Regions from separate parts of the Homo sapiens genome. Here region 2 is linked to region 1. The links are chromatin loops, found by intact Hi-C in ENCODE. Cell type or tissue: GM12878. All regions are shown on one strand. Each heading gives the region's core, and the rest is flanking DNA. Links, peaks and the distances in the headings are about the cores only.

Region 1 (5,387 bases), core at 169-5,168:
AGTGGAGTGTTATCCGTTCAGTGGGCCCCTTGCCTCGTCGTGTGCGGTGGCTGCCTTCTGCCAGTGAGGGTAAAGGGCCAGTGTGACAGCCTTTTTTGGGTACCAGCACTTGGTGGGTTCAGAGCACTTGACCAGTGTCGAAGAAGAATGAGGTTGCATGGACACTTGAAGGATGGTGGAGGTGGAGAATTTTATTTAGGGATGGAAATGTCTCACAGTGGAGAGGGGAGCTGAAGAGGAGGCAGGACGGGCAGGTAATCTTCCCTGACATCTGGCAGTCTCCAGCCAGCTCTTCTCCGAAGTTAAGCCATCACTCCTCCAAAGTCCAGCTGTCCCTCTGAAGTCAAGTTGCCTCTCTCCAGTCAAGCTGCGTCTCCCTTTCTACCTACTGAGTCTGGGGTCTTTATAGGGATATGATGGGGGGCAGGGAGGGTCATAAGTAATTTTGGGAAAAGGCAACATTCAATAGGTAGAAAGACATTATTCAGAAAGAGTCAACTGGGAGAGAGCGAGCAAACAGGGATAGAAGTTCTCACTTTGGGCTGTGGGTTTCAGCTTGAAGGTGGGGTTTTGCTAGGTCCCACCCTTGTCTGCCTAGAATTTCTCTGCCTCTAGCCTCTATCGATGTTGCCACTTTTTTCCCTCATTGTAGCGAAGAGCAGGAACTTCTGTGTATATCTGAAAGATTAAAAAAAAAAACACTTTTAGACCAGTGTATGGATATGTAAGGCTTTCATAACAAAGAAAAGAAAACTTTAAAAATAAATCAGGCCAGAAAGATGACGTAATCAGGGAATAAGGGGGAGGAAGGAAACATTAAACATTAAATTTTTGTTCCTTTGGTACATAGTCTCTAAGCCATTGTTTATAAAGACTCATATTTTTATATAGTTATAATCCAGTGAACATGCACTATTTCTGCTTTTCTCATTTAATATTATTTCACACTGCATTTCCAGAAATGGATGTAATCTTTATTATTTTCATTTTAATGACTTTGTAATGTTCTATTATTATAATTCCCCTATTGTTGGGCATTTGAGTTGCTTCCAATTTTCCAACATTATAAATAGAACATCTTCCTGCAAATTCCTTCTTTTGCCTTGCAGATTATTACTTCCTTGGATTAACTTCCCTAAAGTCCTCTTTTTCCCAGTCCATTACTTGTTTATTTAGTTCCATATACACATTTTTTTCTTCTCTGTCCTGCCCCAACCCTGTACTTGACAGAGTTATATGCTCCTGCTAGGTACCGTCATGCCATTCTGCATTTCCCCCATTACAATTTACCATGCTTGCTTTTAATAACATATTTGTTTTCCTAGCTAGACTGCAGGCTCCATGTGGGAAGGGCCGATATATCTTTTCGTATTGGTTCCCCATTACTTATATCACATGTGCTCAATATCTATTTATTGATATCTATCTACCTATCTATGACTTTCTTTCCCTTCTTCCTTCTTCAAGTCTCATTTGACATTAATTACCTCAACAGTTAATACATGAGCAACTCTTTGTGTCCTATTATAATAAACCTACTGGCTTTGCTGTAGTTATTAATAGATAATTGCTATCCCTAAACGAAACCATTTTTTGGCATTGGGCCCTGTCTGCTATAATCTTAAGTCAAAGGGCAAGGCTAGTCAGTACTCCCCTCAGAAGTGACTTAATTATAGGTAACACAATTTTTAAAGAATTAAGTAAGGCTGTACAGTTATTCTGACATCGAGATGCAGCCTTGTACTTAAAATGGCTGTGTTTTAGTTCAGGTTCCCTAGAAACAGACTGTGTGAGATGGAGATTAGTGCGAAAGAAGTTCATCAAAGCATACTCCAGGGAGGCATACCCTGGGAGGTACTAAAGGAAGCAGGGCTGGGTAGAGGGAGAAGTTGAACTGTGACGCAGCCCCCTCATCCAATTCCACAGGGAGCTCTAGGGTTGGGATGGTCCTTCAGAGTCGTCTTATATTGGAGTGAGGGGGCCAAGCCTTGTATCTACCCTTCATTGGCCAACCATTGAATGCAGGAAAGGGGCATGGCTTTGGAAGAGAAAACTACCTTCAACTGAGGGTAGTTTCCAGAAAGGGTCTGAGCCATAAGCCAGCACCAGACAACATTGTTAGCACCTGGGAAGATGAGTGCCTCAGTTCTGAAAGGGGCATGTGGCCAGGCACCATGGCACCCACCACAGGGGAGATGAGTCATCTCAAAGTGGGGTGCCATGAGAATAGATTAGCAGCTGTTTCAAGAGGACGGAGCCAAGTGACTACTTCCACTCAACTTAATTCCTAGTACTACCCTGAAGTTCAAAGGAGGTAATGGCTGAAATCCCCCAAATTTGTGTGGTCTCAGGGTGTTTTTAAAAGAAACATAACAGTTACCAGCCTCCTTTCCCTCAAGGTGTTTTCCCCCACATGCCTTCCCCGACAGCTGTTTCCTCATTTTGAAACCCCAGGAGATGAGTCAGGGAGATCTTGTGATATAACCAGGAGGTCTGGCCTCAAAAGATGAGGACCTCCCAGGGGCCTCCAAAGATGCCCTGAGCCTGGGGATGGGCCTGCTGTTATCCACACCTTTTCCTCAACAAACCACCACCCATGAGACAGTTTCAAAGGGAACAGTGGACATGAATCCAACTACACAAACTTATTTATAAGGCTGAATTAGCTCATGTCTGCAAAGCACTTTGAGCAATTTGGATAGACTTCTTAAATTGTTTACCTAACGTATTACCTCACCTTTAAGTCAATTTCATAGAATGGGCTAAATACAGCTTCCATTAGAAAATAATCTTATCATGAGTTTTTTCAACATCTAATATGTATTATCATTGGTGGTTAAGTAAAGTCAGCTTGTTGAGGCAAGACCATTATTTTTCACATATTTTTCATAAATTTTCATTTACAAACTTTTAAGAATGGATTCTGATTTTTGTGCTAAAAAATTATGCCTGGTACAGACCATATTGTAATGAATACTTTTAGGCTGAAGGAATCAGTCATATTTTCAACATAAGGTAACCAGATGTCTTAATTATGTATGTGTGTGCATGTTTTAGCAAGTTTTATATTAGAATCTTAGCTCCCTGGATACAGATAGCCCCAATGTCCTCTAGGATCTCTGGCAAAAGAGTGCTTTAGGGGCACAAACTCTATGCCAGCTTCAGGTATGCATAGAATATTATAATGTGTGAAGTCACCACAGTGGTCAATTAAAAAAAAATCTGGTTACAAGGAAATCTGTTTCCTGCTACTCTGGCTGCTGCTTCAGCTTCAGTAAGGACAAAGTATGGTCTTCTCTCGTCCACTAATATGTAACCTAAGAGTTTCACAGTATTTGATCATTTATGAATGAGTTAGTTTGGGGGTTGGGAAGTATGGCTTGATAGATATAGTGTAGCTCTTTTTGTAATCAATGCACGATACAAACCAGTATTTAAGAACCCCTGGCTGGGCGCGGTGGCTCATGCCTGTAATCCCAGCACTTTGGGAGGCTGAGGTGGGTGGATCACTTGAGCTCAGGAGTTTGAGACCAGCCTGAGCAACATGGCAAAACCCTGTCTCTACAACAAATACAAAAATTAGCTGGACATGGTGGCACACACCCCTGGTCTCAGCTACTTGGGAGGCTGAAGTGGGAGGATAACTGAGCCCGGGGAGGTTGAGGGTGCAGTTAGCCATGATTTTCCCACTGTACTCCAGCTTTGGTGACAGAGTGAGACCTTGTCTCCAAAATAAACAAAAAAACCAAAAAGGATGGGCCCAGTGGCTCACACCTCTAATCCCAGCACTTTCACAAGCCAAGGCGGGTGGATCACTTGCTTGAACTCAAGAGTTCAAGACCAGCCTGGGCAACATGAAGAAACTCAGTCTCCACAAAAAAATACAAAAATTAGCCAGGAGTGGTGGCACACACTTGTGGTCACAGCTACTCAGGAGGCTGAGGTGAGAGGATCACTTGAGCCCAGGAGGCAGCCGTGAGCTGAGATTGTGCTACTGCCTCCAGCTTGGGAGACAGAGCAAGACCTTGTCTCAAAACAAAGAAAGAAAGAAAGAACTCCTAATGGGGGTTATGCTGGGATGGATGTTCACTGCCTTCAGGCCCACCAGGTCAGCAATTGAGGTTATATATACTTTTTGTAGTAGCCACTCTTTGCCCTGTTTCTGTATCAGTCAGATTTCTTAGTTGCAAACAACAGAACCCCTCTTGCTAGTTTAAGCTAGAAAAGAGATTTATTCAAGGGTACAGTCATCCCCCTATCCATGGTTTTGCTTTCTTGGTTTCAGTTGCCTGCAGTCAAATGTGGTCTGAAAATATTAAGTGAAAAATTCCTGAAATAAACAAATCATAAGTTAAATTGCACACTGTTCTGAGTAGCATGATGAAATCTCATGCAGTTCCACCTGGGATGTAAATCATCAGTATCCACACTGTGGACACTACCCACCCAACTAGTTACTTAGAAGTGTCTCAGTTCTCAGATTAACTGTTATAGTTGCTTGTGTTCAAGTCACCCTTATTTTACTTCATAATAGCCCCAAAGTGTGCAAGAGTAGTGATGCTGGCAATTTGGATATGCCAACGAGAAGCCACGAAGTGCTTTCTTTTAGTGAAAAGGTGAAACTTCTAGACTTAATAAGGAAAGAAAAAAATCCTATATACTGAGATTGCTAAAATCTATGATAAGAACAAATCTCCTATCTGTGAAATTGGGAGGAAGGAAAAGGAAATTCATGCTGGTTTCATTGTCGCACCTCAGACTGTAAGAGTTATCGCCACCGTGTGTGATAAGTGCTTAGTTAAGATGGAAGAGGCATTAAATTTGTGGATAGAAGACACGAACAGAAATGTGTTTCATGCTAATTGTGGTTTCAGGCATCTATTGGGGGGTCTTGGGATGTATTCCCCTGTGATAAGCAGATACTACTGTATTATAAAGTTCACATGCTCTCCACAGGGGCTGGAGTCCTTCAATAGAACTGCTTCAGTGGGAACAATGCTGCCACCATTTCTTAGGACAGGCAACTCTGATCACATCATTAGGCATTGGATGCAACTGCTAGGAACTCTGCCACTTGATGCTTCTAGAGACTGGGTGTATCGGTTGCTGCCCACATCATAATGGAGTCCAGGCAGTGCCTGCTTCTTTGGGTCACAAACTTCTGATTCAAACTCTGGCATAGGTGTGTCTCATTGGTAAAGGTTAGCATTCTATGTCTATATCCTTGTACCCTCTGCCTCCCTTAGCCTACAAACTCATCTCCTCTTCTATTTTGAATTGGTTATTCGCACGGATGAGAGAGAGAGAAAGAGAGAGAGAGACCATAAAACAAGGAGATCAAATTTTAGAAATTACAACAAAACCATTTTTACTTCTTTATCATCCCA
Region 2 (5,387 bases), core at 284-5,283, 79 kb after region 1:
ACACGTTAGGACCTGGCTCTTATGCCTGAATAGGATGGCTTTGTAATATATTTTATACAGTATTTATAATCCTATGAATAAATACTTTAAATACAATTACTGCTATTAAAGAAAACACAGACTTCAGTCTGCTAGATTTGTTTTCTTCCTCAAAATTAAAACTTCCCACTATTTCTGAATAATCTAACCAACTCTTCATAAAAAGGCAAATTGGGAGGTGTGTTTTAGTTGTTAGAAAATATTTTTAAATAAAAGATGTTATTAATTTTAAAGTCTTTCAACGTTTAAGACAGACAAAATCTTCTACTTAAAATAAGTTAATCTGATTGTCATAATGTTTTTCTCATTAGCTTACGTGTAGCTCCTTTTTGCCTTTCAAGGACTATTAATTACTCTTTGTTTATTATTTGGTGCTACTTTTATCTATGTATTTGTAACAACTGTTCTTTAGCATATTTGTCGTTTGGATTTCTTACTCGGTTAAACTTATTTCCACATAGAGTAAATCCATTCCCTTATCAGGATCCAATCAAGCTGAAACTGTAGTGTATCAACTCTTTAAAAGTTTCTTATTTATGAACGGTTGTAACTTCTATAACAGACTACCTGGGTTAGGAAACACAATTTCCAAGAGGCAGAGGACATAACTGAACCTAAATAACTCCCTAAGTTCTTTAAGCATGATGATTAAATAAATCAGATAATATACTACTTATAGCTACCATATCTCAAAATTAAGGGGCGCAATAACGAAGTTTTAAAAAGGAAAGCATAGCCTTCCACTTCCTTTAGGCCTATTAAAGACTGAAAATAAACCTCAATTAATAATATGCATTTATCACGACAGGGTTTTTAAAAAAGGATCTAGTTTAGATTAAATTATATGGTGGAACAATAAAAAAGATTTAATAAAAAGAAATTGAATTCTTACACAAGCTTATCTTCCGAATTGGTCATTTCCCCTTTATCCATAACAGAGCTGTCTGATTTTCAATAAATATTTTAATAAAGCATACTTTGAAATACCAAAAGTTTGTTATAACAACCCTACATAATGTAGTTTTAAAATAGGCACTTTGTTTGCTAATATAGAAATCACAGGCCCCAAAAAAGAGTTTTCTAGCATTATAAACTCTGAGATAAATCATCTGCTGGTATCTAAGCTCAGTATTATTAATACACACCAATAGTAATAACAAAGAAATACTTTCCTCCTAGAGCAAATGTATAATTGTTTATGAGCTGAATATTTAGCTTGGAGAGGAGAGCAAAGTGAGTTTAGTTCAAAATTTAGAAACCCTTGTATATAATGATTAGTCAAATAGCATGGCATAACCTGATAAACAGTCCGCACACCTCATTAAAATTATTCAACCAAACTCAGCATCATACTTTAAAACGAATTCTGCTGATTTTTAATAGTCCACTTATAACAGACCCTAAAGATTCTAAAAAGCATCGAATCTCAAGAAATATGGCTAAAGAATGTTATTATGTAATCAGAAGCTTCTTCCTTGCTTTTATATGAAGAAATATATAAACATGTCTCCCAGGAATACAGCTAAAACTCCAATAACTTCTTTGATTATAATTTGAATTCAAGCCAGGATTTCTGCTGGTTTGAATTTCACCTGGTGGAGGAACCAAAAAACCCACTCTGATTCTCCTGATCTGTGTAGATGGTACTTTCAAAGTCTCATCAAGAAAAGAAAAAAAAAAACTGAAATGAAGGAAGGGGAATTAATATGTCCATAAAACAAAACAAAACAAAAGAAAACAAACAAATAAACAGAACAAAAGAGAACCAAGCGAGCGAATGTGTTGGTGGTAGCAGCACCCTTCAGCAAAAAAAGTACTCACGCAGAATCTACTGGCCAGAAGTTGATCAGAGTAACGGGACTGCAAAACAAAAAATGAGGTGGTGAAGGAGACACACGCAAACTCAGCCGCAAAAAAATTTACTGAAAGGTCAAAATAAATAAAATCCAGCCAATTAAGTATGAACCATGGAAAGCAATAGCCAAACCAAGGTGTAAAGTGAATTAAAAGAAAAACACACAGTTGTGTGACTGCCATCAGAGTTAAGGCAAAAAAGAGGAGCAGGTTGAAAAGAGGTGAAGACGTCCCCTTTGATCTTGAGAATCATTACTACTTACTGTGAAGTAGTTTCCTGTGACTATATTTTCTTTTGAGTAGAAACAAGTGACTAGATATGACCACACAATGAGATACAAAAAGACACACATTTACTGATTTGTGAGAGAGGAAAATCAAAATGAAATACTGGAATCACTCATTTGTAAACAGTCCCATATTTCTTATAAGGCTTGTAAGGCAATTAGTGGCTGTATTGTGTTGTGGTTTTTTTTTTTTTTTCCCCCTGTGAGATAAAGTTTAACTTTTGGAAAAAGAAATTGTCAAGTGACGTGGGAAAGTGGCAACTGGACATCAGCTTATTTTTCTCTTTTCAGCTAATGTAAATAAAAAGAAAGAAATAGAAGAGACTGTTTGCATTTGGGAGTGAAGGAGGGTGTTCAGCTGAGAGGAGTTCAAATATACATCAAACAAGAGTGTGTTCTGCTTTTGCTACTACTCACGTTTCCATGTTGTCCCCCTCTAAGACAGTCTGCACTGGCAGGTAGCCCATTCGGGGATGCTTCGCAAAATACCTTTTGGTTCGAAATTTGTTTTTTAGTACCTTGGCAAAGTCTCGAACATCTTCTCCTGATGTAGTCTAAAAGGGAGATCATGGTGAGATCAGATTTAGGACAGGATGATTTCAAAACTAATGACCACTCCAGTCTTCTGCCCCATGACACTTGTTTTGTAATTAAGGAGAGTGTTGTGGTTGTGAGCAAAGGCTTTGGAATCAGACAAATGGGGCTCTGAAACCAGGCCTGGCATGTACTAATTTGGCTGAGTTATTTACTTCTCAGAGGCTCTGATCATCAGTAAAATGGGAGCAACAACACCTCAACACGTTGTTATGATAAATAAAAGAAACATACAAGCTTACTAGGCTACTCAATAAATGGTAGTTTATAGGTCTTAAGGTCAAAAAGGTGACATTAAATTTTACCACACTTTATGGTATTTTAAAAACTACTTAGTACAAAATGATAGCATGCTTCACCCACTAAATTTCGGTCTATTCATAGCATGGTACATTCTCAATCACTGACCATCTCTATAAGAGGAATAAAAGTGAGACAGGCAAATATCTGGGAGGATCACTCTGATGATGGAAGAGAGAGATGCTCTAAAGCAGAGCTTCTCATACTTTGTTGTGTATGGGAACCAGCTGCAGATCTCGCTAAAATGTGGGTTTTGATTTAGAGCATCAGGAGTTGGGGCCTGTGGTTTCACATTTCTAATAAAGACCAAGGTAATGCCAATAGACATATGATGATTAGTCAACAGACCGTATCTTGAATAGCAAGCATGCAAAGTTTAGAGAAGAGGAGACTGTAAGAATTAAAGAAAGAGAAGAGAAACACGAAGGGTGGCTCTACAGTCAACAGGGACAGGTTTATTTTAGAAAAAACAAACCTGAGAGGAGCCTGTCTTTAATTCTTAGGCAGATTTGTACTCAGGTCTGTCTGGCCACCAAGTCTACATCCTTGCCATTTCCCTAGTGATTTTTCACAGTTCTATTGGCCACTTAACATTTTCCTAAAATAACATCTTAGGAGATGGCTTCAACTCTTACTTATAGAACCTTGAGTAAATTATTTAACCTCAGGACCTCAGGGTCCTCATCTGTATAGAGGGGATAAAAATCATAGTACTTATTTTACACAGGGTAGTTTAAAAGGTAAATGCCTAGCATTTAGTAAGTGTTAGCATATAAAATGGATTTTTAAAATGTCACTAGTATACAGGACAGATAATAGGTGAGCAACATTGATTAAAAGTGGTAGTTTATGAATTTGGGGGAACCTAGAACCATCCCCCATACTCAACATGCCTCATGGCCATAAGATCGCCCCACACAACCTCTAAGGCTGTGCAAAATAAACGTGAAAACGTCTTCAATACAACCATGCACACAGAATGAAAACCCTATTTATTCATCCAACAATATTTATTGAGGGTCTATCATGTTCCATATGTGCCAGGCACTCCCCTAGGCACCAGGGATAGGGTAAATCCTGAAGCCTACAGTTGAGAGCCACTTTAGCTGGGGAACATCTGGGGAAGTGACAAATCACAGCATTATACATGATCTGCAGTATTGTACAAAACTGAAATTTATCCCAGGTGAACTAACTCTCACGTCAGGCTGGCGTCAAACTTACCGGAGTGCAATATTCCACCATGGGATAGTGCATTTTATGGCCTTTTGCAACTCGACCAGAAAAAAAGCAGCTTTGGCAGATGTCATAATTAAAGTGCTTTAGACTCCTGTACCTGATAAAGAGCAAAAACAAACACGTATGTATTTCTTCGAATCAAATTCCCAAAGAACACTCTTTAATAAACCTTCTACCACGTTCTAATTTGAGAAACAGAAAGCAATGTTCATTAGTCCCACAAGGTAAGTGATTAACTTTCTGCCTCCAGATTTTTCCGGTGCCTCTCCTACAGTACCAAAACATTTTGGCAGAAAGATTATCCTATAAACATATGGAAGGAGGGAAGAAAAACTCAGCTTTTATTTAAACTCCACTAGGAACTCTTTGAGATTAAGTAGGAAGGTACTGGAAAATTTCCAGTCTTTTGAAAACCAAATACTCAAATTTAAAAGAACTTCCAGGAGCGACAGACTTACGCTGTGCATGCCCCTTACCCATCATGGGACAAAAGTTTTCTGAAGCAATTATTTTCAAAACATTGTCAAGATAAAGCAATTTCACAAGACAAAAGAAATGTGAACAAGAACTTTCAATTAAAACAAGTCTCGCTTTAATAATGTTTTCTAATTGACTGATACGATTCATCTTCAAACAGTTACTCGAATGAACTCTTTTATCTCTATCTCTTCAGAAATCTCTCACCCCATTACCTACAAATGATAACTGAAGCCCCAAGAGAACATGAAATTTGGATTAGATGGAAGAATTTATAATCTGTAAATACTAGTTGGTACATTTCCTCCATTATCAGAATGCGATATTCTTTGTTTCATACTCTCCTGCCTTTTGCTTTCTCAGATAAGAACCTTAGCCAATTCAAATAAACATATTTCTTATGTCACATATGGGGAAGTGGGAAGGAAAGCTATCTTTTTTAGATTCCAGCCATCTTTCAAGAGGGGGACAGGAGGAATGAGAAGTGCTGGGTCCTAAAATAATATAATATGATAAGGGCAAAAGAATTGAAGGTGAAAGTGCTCTTTCAGATCCTCCAAGGCATTCTTCTTCTTTATTTTATAAAAATTTCCCTTG

What was found. Peaks named below come from ENCODE experiments on the same cell type or tissue, not always from the same donor. Only the 100,000 strongest peaks of a DNase experiment are listed, where the experiment ranks them.
Region 2: it touches region 1 in a loop (6-fold over the local background); 1 of 110 quality-filtered maps calls a loop at or near these places.

What each region holds. Positions count from the first base shown.
Region 1 is chrX:31,097,506-31,102,892 of GRCh38, forward strand. No RefSeq gene overlaps it. Among named protein-coding and RNA genes, the nearest start is that of FTHL17, 28 kb to the left of the region's middle. RefSeq lists an enhancer at 2,490-2,569. In GM12878, for the core only: no CTCF peak of the experiment used is centred there; a DNase peak (open chromatin) is centred at 2,296; H3K27ac peaks cover 1,542 bases.
Region 2 is chrX:31,176,072-31,181,458 of GRCh38, forward strand. DMD (dystrophin) reads right to left here. Exons shown (of 79, transcript NM_004006.3): 69 at 4,299-4,410; 70 at 2,598-2,734; 71 at 1,861-1,899. Among named protein-coding and RNA genes, the nearest start is that of FTHL17, 110 kb to the left of the region's middle. In GM12878, for the core only: no CTCF peak of the experiment used is centred there; DNase peaks (open chromatin) are centred at 2,190, 2,853 and 3,370; H3K27ac peaks cover 854 bases.